Regions from separate parts of the Homo sapiens genome. Here regions 1 and 2 are each linked to region 3. A link is a contact called in ENCODE Hi-C or POLR2A ChIA-PET data. All regions are on one chromosome and are shown on one strand. Each heading gives the region's core, a stretch centred on a gene start or an enhancer-like site at or near the end of the contact. The rest is flanking DNA. Distances are from core to core; before and after follow the strand shown. Region 1 overlaps SPG11 (SPG11 vesicle trafficking associated, spatacsin). Region 2 holds the start of TRIM69 (tripartite motif containing 69). Region 3 overlaps PATL2 (PAT1 homolog 2).

Evidence for each region. A loop is a pair of places that touch in the nucleus more often than their neighbours do. ChIA-PET counts read pairs that join two places held with the same protein, here RNA polymerase II (POLR2A). Pooled maps may share reads with other maps.
Region 1: a pooled map shows a loop between it and region 3 (2.3-fold over the local background). The contact joins two enhancer-like sites. A Hi-C loop is called at or near these places in 1 of 168 maps with a recorded cell type or tissue (uterus) and 4 of 50 pooled maps. POLR2A ChIA-PET finds 5 or more read pairs at or near these places in 8 of 52 experiments (AG04450, CD4-positive, alpha-beta T cell, H1 and 5 more).
Region 2: a pooled map shows a loop between it and region 3 (2.4-fold over the local background). The contact joins the promoter of TRIM69 here to the enhancer-like site in region 3. A Hi-C loop is called at or near these places in 6 of 168 maps with a recorded cell type or tissue (CD4-positive, alpha-beta memory T cell, naive thymus-derived CD4-positive, alpha-beta T cell, natural killer cell and 2 more), 3 of 37 single-sample maps with no recorded cell type and 14 of 50 pooled maps. POLR2A ChIA-PET finds 5 or more read pairs at or near these places in 33 of 52 experiments (B cell, CD4-positive, alpha-beta T cell, CD4-positive, alpha-beta memory T cell and 24 more).

What each region holds. Positions count from the first base shown.
Region 1 is chr15:44,631,653-44,635,071 of GRCh38, reverse strand. SPG11 (SPG11 vesicle trafficking associated, spatacsin) reads left to right here. Exons shown (of 40, transcript NM_025137.4): 8 at 1,435-1,567. Among named protein-coding and RNA genes, the nearest start is that of SPG11, 30 kb to the left of the region's middle. Within about 2 kb of position 1,296, at least 2 of the 41 ENCODE cell types and tissues checked have a DNase peak (open chromatin) inside an H3K27ac peak, as active enhancers do.
Region 2 is chr15:44,734,983-44,738,639 of GRCh38, reverse strand. TRIM69 (tripartite motif containing 69) reads right to left here and starts at 2,112. Exons shown (of 7, transcript NM_182985.5): 1 at 1,930-2,112. The coding sequence starts at 1,935.
Region 3 is chr15:44,680,975-44,684,318 of GRCh38, reverse strand. All of the region lies in intron 3 of PATL2 (PAT1 homolog 2), which reads left to right. Among named protein-coding and RNA genes, the nearest start is that of SPG11, 19 kb to the right of the region's middle. Within about 2 kb of position 1,303, at least 17 of the 41 ENCODE cell types and tissues checked have a DNase peak (open chromatin) inside an H3K27ac peak, as active enhancers do; they include B cell, CD4-positive, alpha-beta T cell, CD8-positive, alpha-beta T cell and 3 more, where a contact is called at or near this core.

The DNA of each region.
Region 1 (3,419 bases), core at 47-2,546, 49 kb after region 3:
GCTAATTTTTGTATTTTTAGTAGAAATGGGGTTTCACCGTGTTAGCCAGGCTGGTCTCGAACTCCTGACCTCAGCTGATCCACCTGCCTCGACCTCCCAAGCTGGGATTACAGGCATGAGCCACCACACCTGGCCATCATACTTAAAAAAAAAATGTTTATTTTATTTTTGTTTATTAAAAATATAGAATGCAGCCAGGTGCGATGGCTCATGCCTGTAATTCCAGCACTTTGGGAGGCCTAGGCGGGAGGATCCTCACCTGAGGTCAGAAGTTTGAGACCAGCCTGGCCATCATGGTGAAACCCCGTTTCTGTTAAATTAGCTGAGTGTAGTGGTTCAGACTTGTAATCCCAGCTACCTGGGACTCTGAGGTGGGAGGATCACTTGAACCTGGGAGGCGGAGATTGCAGTGAGCCAAGATGAAACCACTGCACTCCAGCCTGGGCGACAGAGCAAGACTCTGCCTCAAAAAAGACAACTGAGAATCTGGCTGGGCGCAGTGGCTCATGCCTGTAATCCCAGCAATTTCGGAGGCCGAGTTGGGTGCATTGTTCTAGGCCAGGAGTTCGAGACTAGCCTAGCCAAACGCAGTGAAACCCGTCTATTAAAAATACAAAAAAAAAAAAAAAATCAGCTGGGTGTGGTGGTGCATGCCTGTAGTCCCAGTTACTCCAGAGGCTGAGGCACGAGAATCACTTAAGCTGGGCAGGCAGAGGTTGCAGTGAGGTGAGATCATGCCACTGTACCTCAGCCTGGGTGACAGAGTAGGACTTTATATTGTACTGCCATAACATTTTAATTCAAATAGAATATAACTGAATTGTAAGGGTAATCCCTAATATTTAGCTTTGAATTGTTGTAGAAATATAAAATGGTAGAGCTGAAAAGGTTTTGTAGTCTAATAACCTCCTGTTTCTATTGAAGCAGAAATTGGGCCAGGCGCAGTGGCTTGTACCTGTAATCCCAGCACTTTGGGAGGCCAAGGCAGGTGGATCATTTGAGGTCAGGAGTTCGAGACCAGCCTGGCCAACACAGTGAAACCCTGTCTCTACTAAAAATACAAAATTTAGCCGGACATGGTGGCGGGCACCTGTAATCCGAACTACTTGGGAGGCTGGGGCAGGAGAATCTCTTGAACCTGAGAGATAAAGGTTGCATTGAGCTAAGATCATGCCATTGCACTCCAGCCTGGGCAACAAGAGCAAAACTCTGACTCAAAAAAAAAAAGAAAGGAAAAGAAAGGTTACAGAGTCTTGCCCCAGATTGCATAATCAGTCATTGTCAAAATCCTCACTGGAGCCCATGTACTCATGCAGTCTTTTGCCTCCTGTAGTCTCACCACATTAAATTCTAAAGTTTGTTTAAAAATCTGAATCCTGATTTTTTTTTCCTATTGTAATTTTTTTCTGATTTTTATTTTCCTCCTCATTTCAGGCCGGGATAGAAAATCGTCAGCTGGACACAGTAAATTTCTTTTTGAAGAGCAAGGAAAATCTTTTTAATCCATCCTCAAAATCTTCTGTATCTGATCAGTTTGATCACTTGTCATCCCATTTATATTTAAGAAGTAAGTGGAATAAAGATTTCTACATTTGTATTTATCATTTGATCTTCTTAATAACTTTCAAAGTATGATGTTGTGTTTTCTGATGACTCATTTACTTGCCAAAACTTAGTCATGGGATTTTACGTACTTTTTGGAAACTTTCTTTTTTTTTTTTTTTTTTTTTTTTTTTTTTTTTTTTTTGAGACAGAGTCTCACTCTGTTGCCTAGGCTGGAGTGCGGTGATGACAGCTCACTGCAGCCTCACCTCCTGGACTCAAGCAGTCCTCCCACCTCAGCCTACTACAGTAGCTGGGACTACACGTGTATGCCACCACACTCAGCTATTCTTTGTAGAGAATGGGGTCTCACTGTGTTGCCAGGCTGGTCTCAAACTCCTGGGCTCAAACAATCCTCTGCCTCCCAGAGTGCTGGGATTACAGGCGTGAGCCACCATGCCTGGACAACTTTGTGGAAATTTGGCAGTGTTATCAGATTCTATAAATGTCCCCATACTATGTGGGGTATTTATTGCTCATATCTTTTACTGTACTCTGTATTTTTATTATGCAAGGAAGAGGCAATCTTTCAAATTCAAGACAGTTTTATACACAACAGAAAAACATTTATTTGGAAAATTGCCTGCCCTTGCAACCATCTGAGATGTGTATTGACAGTGTGGCTTTCTGAGTTGTGGATTAGGATTTGTTATAAGAATTTTTGGTGGGATGCAGTGGCTCGCCCTGTAATCCTAACACTTTAGGGGCCAAGGTGGGAGGATCGCTTGAGTCTAGGAGTTTGAGACCAGTCTGGGGAACATAGCAAGACCCCATTCTACAAAAGAATTTTAAAAATTAGTTGGGCATGATGACGCATCCATAGTCCCAACTACTTGGAAGGCTGAGGCTGAGGATTGCTTGAGTCTGGGAGGTCTAGGCTGCAGTGATCTATGATTGTGCCACTGCACTTCAGCCTGGTTGCAAAGTACGACTCTCAAAAAAAAAAAAAAAATTCACCCAGACTTCTCTGCTTTTTTGCCATATTACCAACACTTTTCAAGATTTTGGCTTTCCTTTTTAATAAATAGGAAGCCTAACTTTTATTCTTAGACCAGGTAGCCATGTAAATTCTCTCCTTAGAACAACAGGGTAATAAAGTATATTTTCCCCTTGTTAAATAAAAATTACTGGAAACCATTGTTTTGGTGTGAGCTGTACTAGGCCCCATCAGACCAGAACAGAAATCAAAATGGAGTCAACTATGCTAAAGTTCCATAGCATCAAACTTAAAATAAGGTGGTCTTCTGACATTGGGAGAAATTAGGAGAGAGCCAATAATCCCAAACAGTCCAGTTTCAATCTTCAATCAGCGTGATAATGACGTTCCTCTGATATAATCCTTATGTAAAAGAAGTAATGTAGGCCAGGTGCAGTGGCTCATGGCTGTAATTCCAGCACTTTGGGAGGCTGAAGCGGGAGGATCTCTTGAGCCCAGGAGTTTGAGACTAGCCTGGGTAACATAGTGAAACCTTACCTCTACAAAAAATTTAAAAATTAGCTGTGCGTGGTGGTGTGCATGTGTGGTCTCAGCTACTCAGGAAAGGGAGGTGGGAGGATTGCTTGAGCCTGGGAGGTTGAGGCTGCAGTGAGCCGTCATCACGCCATTGCACTCCAATCTGGGCAACAGAGTGAGACTCTGTCTCAAAAAAAAAAAAAAAAAAAAAAAGCTGGGTGCAGTGGCTCACACCTATAATCCCAACACTTTGGGAGGCCCAGGCGGGAGGATCACTTGAGACCAAGAGTTCATGACCAGCCTGGGCAACATAGTGAGACTCAGCCTCTATTTTTAATTGAAAAAAAAAAAAAAAGCCTGATGC
Region 2 (3,657 bases), core at 863-3,362, 54 kb before region 3:
ATTGAATTTATTAAATGGATCAAATTTGTGAAGCAAAATATCTGCAATAACTTCCTACTGCTCTAGAGGGAGCTATAGAATTGGAAACCAAATGAGAGTCTAAAATTTCTGGACCTGGAAATCTTTTAGGAAACACATCTACTGCCAGCCCCTTTTAGGGGAAGAAGTCTAACCTTAAGGCAGAGAGAGAGAAACTCGAGTCAGGAATTGATATTCATCCTTATAAAGCCCTGGCTGGCAGGAATCACTTTATAAGAAAGCACATCAGCAGGTCACGATGGCCCAGGCCTGTAATCTTAGCCTCACTTTGGGAGGCTGAGGCAGGAGGATCACCTGAGGTCAGGAGTTGGAGACAAGCCTGGGTAACATGGTGAGACCTCATCTCTACTAAAAAAAAAAATAATAATACAAAAATTAGCCAGGCGTGGTGGTGCGTCCCTGCAGTCCCAGCTATTTGGGATGCTGAGGCATGAGAATCACTTGAACCCTGGAAGCGGAGGTTGCAGTGAGCTGAGATGGTGCCACTGCACTCCAGCCTGAGCAAGAGAGTGAGACTCTGTCCTAAAAAAAAAAAAAAAAAAAAAAGAAAGAAAGAAAGTATGTATCTTCCTCCTTCAGTTCACTGTGCACATTCTCAAAGAGCAGAGAAAAGGCAAAGAGCTATGAAGTCCATGGAAGCTTGCATAAGAAATCCTTAATTTTTACCAGAGATTTTTTTTTCCTGAGAAGTTTTGTGTTGTAAATTTTTGAAATCATAGTTAAGATATCTAAGGAGAGTTCATTTGTTGCTTTTCAACCTTTATTCCTTCAAAGTAATTTTTAAACTTTGATGGGCAGTTTTTATGAAGAATTAACTTTGAGAGCAGAAAAATACAGTTCATCCACAGAGACAAACTATATAGCACAGCCAGCTTAAACCTAAGAGCAAGACACACTCCTGCTTCACGAGTCAAGCCATTTGCACATAAGAAGGCAAGATTCTGAACTTTCTGACTTCTTGGAGCTTCCCAGAGTTGAAAGAAATTTTAAGCCATTTAATTCACTCCTTTCCAACCTCTGCCTGAACATCTGAAGTAATGGGAAACTCACTATCACACAAACAATTTTTTTACTATTATGGAAAAGTGTCTATTTTCACTGACTTGGCCTTAAAGTAATAAGAATATAGTAGGTTTAGGCAATAGTGTTTATTTTTGCCCTAGAAATTATAAACAAAATGCTTATAGCCCTGTTTGCTTCAATAGCTAAGCACAGAGATGAGTAGCAGCAAACCTAAAGGTCCTATGATAGAGGAAATTAGAAACTGATCTTAATGATTAATATAATGAAATTAAACTTTATAAGAAGTGGAAACTAGTGGAAATGGATGATAACTCAGGATTCAAGGGCCCCTGAAAAACCCTTAGTGAGTTTTTCAAGCTTTCATGTAGTAAATAACCATTTTCTTTTGTTTGACAATCAGGAAAACACTAAGTTCAGAAGAACATAACTTCCTTTATTTTAGCTCTGAAGAGGTCTTAAAGGAAGAATTCAATTAAAAATGTTTACTATCTAAGTATCAACTCTGCCTTAAATATAAAATAATCAAATGTGAAGGTATTGTAAGCAAACCAAGTTATACATAATAATTTTTAAATCTAAAATAAAATGATTACATTGATAATGAAAGTAAATTGTATATAGTATATAGTTTATTTTTTCTCAAAATGTTTTGGTGGATTTCATTACTTTCCTACCAGCTTCTCTAGTATAAATTATCAGTTATTCCAAGGCTTGGAGAGAGTATAGTAGCTACCAGCTGTCACAAGTTAAATACTTCCCTTCATGAATTTCCTTTTGTGCTCCTAAATCCATATCCTCTTCTATGATCCTGTTTTCCACACTATTCCTAGAAGCCCTGCTAAGTTAAAAAAAAAAAGGGTCACTCACCTCCATGAAGCTTCAGCCCACCAAGGGGCAGAGGCAGGCACTTGAATCAGAGCTCAGCAGGCCCAGGATGGCTGCAGACTGGGAGTCAGGGACCTTTTAGTTTTCAAGGAATGGGCTCAGAGCATGATGGAAGAAAGAAAAGTTCAGGAGCTGGAGAGAAGCAGCAAGGCCAGAGTGAGGTCTGGCAGATTCCGTGACAGTTTGTCAGTTAACTTTGATCATCATTTGCTTAAGAGAAAGAGAAACCCTCATTAGAATACCCTACCTGCCCAACTTTTCTTTTGTAGGAGACAAGGGCAGCTCATTTAGATTCGAGTTAGTGGTCTAATCTTAAGGTTCATAGCTCCCCATTTCTGGACTAAGGATGCTCTATGAAAGAGGAAATACACGTCAGCAGCAGCCTATATTAAGCCTAACTCATGAAAAATAACCACCTCACCCCTGTTCATGATCCCATCACACCATCAAGACACCAGCTGAGTGGCTTTAATAGAGAGCTAGTTCACCTCTCATATTCCAATGAAGCAGCCCTGATTTTATCTCTGAGACAGTAACACAGGCCTGGGAAACACCAGGCCCTAAGAAAGCAGGATGAAAAAAGCTTCATTTCATACAGCTTTCTTCAGCAGTTTTAGCTCGCAGAGAGATGTACCAACACTGTGCTCCTGAGTGACTTATAAAGAGCCACCACAGAGCCAAACAGTTTTTCTTACAGTAGTTCCTCTAACTCAATATGATTTCTTGCACGTCTAGCTCCTGCCTAGCTGTCCAGACTTAATGACCACAGCTCTTTCCCCAGTGTTTGGGATCGCCCAAATATGTCACGCTTCTGCAGCTTTGTATATGTTGTCCCTTCGGATGGGAGTTTCCCTTCCCCCACACCCCCGTCATTATCTCTTTACTAAACTCTTCCCTAACCACCCCCTCATCCCCAAACCAAGCTTTACCCACTTCCCTGTCTCTTGTAGAAGATATTTTGCTGGCTCTATACCAGAGGTTACCAACCTCAGCCCTATTGATATTTTGGGCCTGCTAAGTCTTACGTTAGAGGGGCTGTCCTGTGAATTTTAGGATATTTAGCAGTGTCCCTGGCGTTTACACACTAGATGCCTGTAGCCACCCCCCCCCCACCAAACCCAGTCATAACAAAAATGTCTCCAGTCATTGCCAAATGTCTCCTGGGGGCAGGGGTTGGAATCACTCCCCAGTTGAGAAACACAGCTTTACTCCCTTCCTTCCTTCCTTCCTTCCTTCCTTCCTTCCTTCCTTCTTTCCTTCCTTCCTTCCTTCCTTCCTTCTTTCCTCTTTCTTTTTTTCTTTCTCTTTCTTTCTTTCTCTCTCTTTCTGTTTTCTTTCTCCCTTTCTTTCTCTCTCTGTTTCTTTCTCTTTCTTCCTTTCTTTTTCCTCTTTCTTTCTCTCTTGCTCTCTTTCTTTCTTTCTCCCTTTCTTTCTCTTTCTCTTTCTTTCCTTCTTTTCTTTTCTTTTTTCTTTTCTTTCTGACAGGGTCTCACTATGTTGCCTAGGCTGATCTCAAATTTCTGAGCTCAAGCTGTCCTCCCACCTCAGCCTCACAAAGTGCTAGGATTACAGGTGTGAGCAACACCACGCCTGGCCTAGTTTTACACATTTCTATAGCACCCTAGATCTTTGTACACGTGGCTTTAACAGAGTGTATTCTAATTGTTTGATTGCATGTCTGCCCCTCCACTAAGTTGTGAACAAACCACA
Region 3 (3,344 bases), core at 54-2,553:
AGAACATGCTCCTTTAGCTTGGAGCAGTTTGTTATTACCCACCTTCTGAAGCCTCTTCTGTCAATTCATCAAACTCATTCTCTGTCCACTTTTGTTCCCTTGCTGGAAGGAGTTGTGATCCTTTGGAGGAGAAGGGATGTTCTGGTTTTTAGAATTTTCAGCCTTTTTGTGCTGGTTTTTCCTCATCTTCATGGATTTATCTACCTTTGGTCTTTGATGTTGGTAACCTTCGGATGGGGTTTCTGTGTGGATTTTTTTTTTTTTTATGTTGATGCTATTCCTTTCTGTTTGTTAGTTTTCCTTCTAACAGTCAGGCCCCTCTGCTGCAGGTCTGTTGGAGTTTGCTGGAGGTCCACTCCAGACCCTGTTTTCCTGGGTATCACCAGCGGAGACTGCAGAACGGCAAAGATTGCTGCTTGTTCCTTCCTCTGGAATTTTTGTCCCAGAGGGGCACCCACAAGATGCCAGCCGGAGCTCTCCTGTATGAAGTGTCTGTCGACCCCTGCTGGGAGGTGTCTCCCAGTCAGGAGGCATGGGGGTCAGGGACACACTTGAGGAGGCAGTCTGTCCCTCAGCAGAGCTTGAGCACTATGCTGGGAGATCCGCTGCTCTCTTCAGAGTCAGCAGGCAGGAATGTTTAAGTCTGCTGAAGCTGTGCCCACAGCTGCCCCTTCTACCAGGTGCTCTGTCTGTCCCAGGGAGATGGGAGTTTTATCTATAAGCCCCTGACTGGGGCTACTGCCTTTCTTTCAGAGATACCCTGCCCAGAGAGGAGGAATCTAGAGAGGCAGTCTGGCTACAGCAGCTTTGCGGAGCTGCAGTGGACTCCACCCAGTTTGAACTTCCTGGTGGCTTTGTTTACACTGTGAGGTGAAAACCACCTACTCAAGCCTCAGTAATGGCAAACGCCCCTCCCCCCACCAAGCTCAAGTGTCCCAGCTTGACTTCAGACTGCTGTGCTGGCAGTGAGAATTTCAAGCCAGTGCATCTCAGCTTGCTGGGCTCTGTGGGGGTGGGATCCACTGAGCTAGACCACTTGGCTCCCTGGCTTCAGCACCCTTTCCAGAGGAGTGAATGGTTCTGTCTCGCTGGCATGCCAGACGCCACTGGGGTATGAAAAAAAAAACTGCAGCTAGCTCAGTGTCTGCCCAAACAGCTGCCCAGTTTTGTGCTTGAAACCCAAGGCCCTGGTGGCATAGGCACCTGAGGGAATCTCCTGTTCTGTGGGTTGTGAAGAGGATGGGAAAAGCGTAGTATCTGGGTCAGAGTGCACCGTCCCTCAAGGCACAGTCCCTCACAGTCCCTTGGCTAGGAGAGGGAGTTCCCCAACCCCTTGCACTTCCCGGGTAAGGCAATGCCCCACCCTGCTTTGGCTCACCCTCCGTGGGCTGCACCCACTGTCTAACCAGTCCCAGTGAGATGAGCTGGGTACCTCAGTTGGAAATGCAGAAATCACCCACTTTCTGTGTTGATCTCTCTTGGAGCTACAGACCAGAGCTATTCCTATTTGGCCATCTTGCCAGCCACCGTTTTGAGATTTTTTTTATGTTTAAATCTTTGCTCCATCTAGCATTTACTTTGGCATAAATATGTCTTCAATATAGAAGTTTAACTTTCTTTAGTGAAATCTACGTATCTTTTCTTTTATGATTTCTGGCTTAGATATTCTGGTTTGTTTCTTGGAATGAAATTTCTTGGGAAGAACGTGAGGAGTGAGCTGGAGTAGGACACACCCAGGTGGCTGGCAAGAAACCCCTCTGAAGAAGTCTCTCTCTCAGGGAAAGGTCCATAATTTTCCATTCCAGTTCAGCTCAGTCAACATCTACTAAGAACCTACTCTGTTCCAGAGACTGTGTTAAGTGCCAGGGGCACAGAGATGAGGAACATCTCTGCTTGCAAGTGGGAGTGACAAATTTAGAAACAGAATGACGACACAGTGTGGTAGGTGCAATGAGCAAAAAGCATAAGGATCAGTGAGCACACATAAGGGTGCCTATCCCAGGCTGGAAGGGAAAAGCCTATCTGAGAAGGCCTCCTGGAGGAGATGAATCCTGGGCCGAGTTTGTTTTTCCCATTTGAATAACTAGAATATTAGAATAAGACCATTCAATAAAGACAATTCTGAAATCACCTTCCAATTAAAACAACTCTTACTTTGTAACTTCATGTTGCTTATATGACATAATGCACAGCATATTACCTGCTAAGATACACACTTTCAATATCATTGGAAAGACAGAACTGGAACAGAAAGCTGCCTTAATCAACAACAGAATATAGCTCCCAGACCAAGGGCGAGAGGTCTCCAGTGTAGGGACAACCTGGTGCACAGCGATTACGAGAGAAGGCTAAAGTGGAACCCTAATTTCTCCATGCAGCTAAAAGCAGTTTACTATTTCTGAAACTCAATCTAGAAGGTAGGGAACTTTAAGATAGGAGACTGGTTGCTTTCTATGACAGTCAGGGCCAGATTGTAAAGGGGCTTATGCTTTATGTAAAGAATGGGACATGAGAAACACTGAGGTGTTGTAAGTTGAGGGGTGTCTGATCTGACAAAACAACTTGGAAATCATCAGCATGAGATGAGATTGCCCAGGGATATCAGGTTGCAGAGGATTTAACCTTTGCAGATCCTTGATCCCTTTGAGGATGTGATAAAAGCTACAGATGCTCTTTCCAGAAAAACAAACATACTGAAAACCACACCAACATATACACAATTTCAGGGGATCCTCAGATTAAGAATATTTGATATATAGAGGACTGAGAAGTAGCCTGAGGAAGCGGATATTCAAAGGATGGGAAGAAGATGAGGGGAGCAGGAAAAGGGCCAAAGAAAAATGACCCAAGAGGTACTGGAAGAGCCAGGAGACAAGTGTTGGGAAGCTGTGGGAGCACAGAGATCCAAGGAGGATGTGATCAGCAGTGTTGAATGCTGTAGAGATGTCAGCTAAGGTCAGGACTGAAACATGTCTTTTGCACTTACAGTTAAGAAATCACAGCCGAGAGAAGTGGCTCACATCTGTAATCCCAGCACTTTGGGAGGCCAAGGTGGGAGGACGACTTGAGCCCAGGAGTTTGAGACCAGTCTGGGCAAAAAAGCGAGACGCCATCTCTATAAAAATTTTAAAAATTAGCTGGGTGTGGTGGTGTATGCCGTAGTCCCAGCTACTTGGAAGGTTGAGGCAGGAGTCCAGAAGTTCAAGTTTGCAGTGAGCTATAATCGTGCCACTGCACTCCAGTCTGGGTGAAAGAGCGAGACCCCATCTCTAAAACTAAAAAGAAAGAAAGAAAAATCACTGGTAATGGTATTGAGAAAAGTCTCTGCGGAGTAACTAGTAATG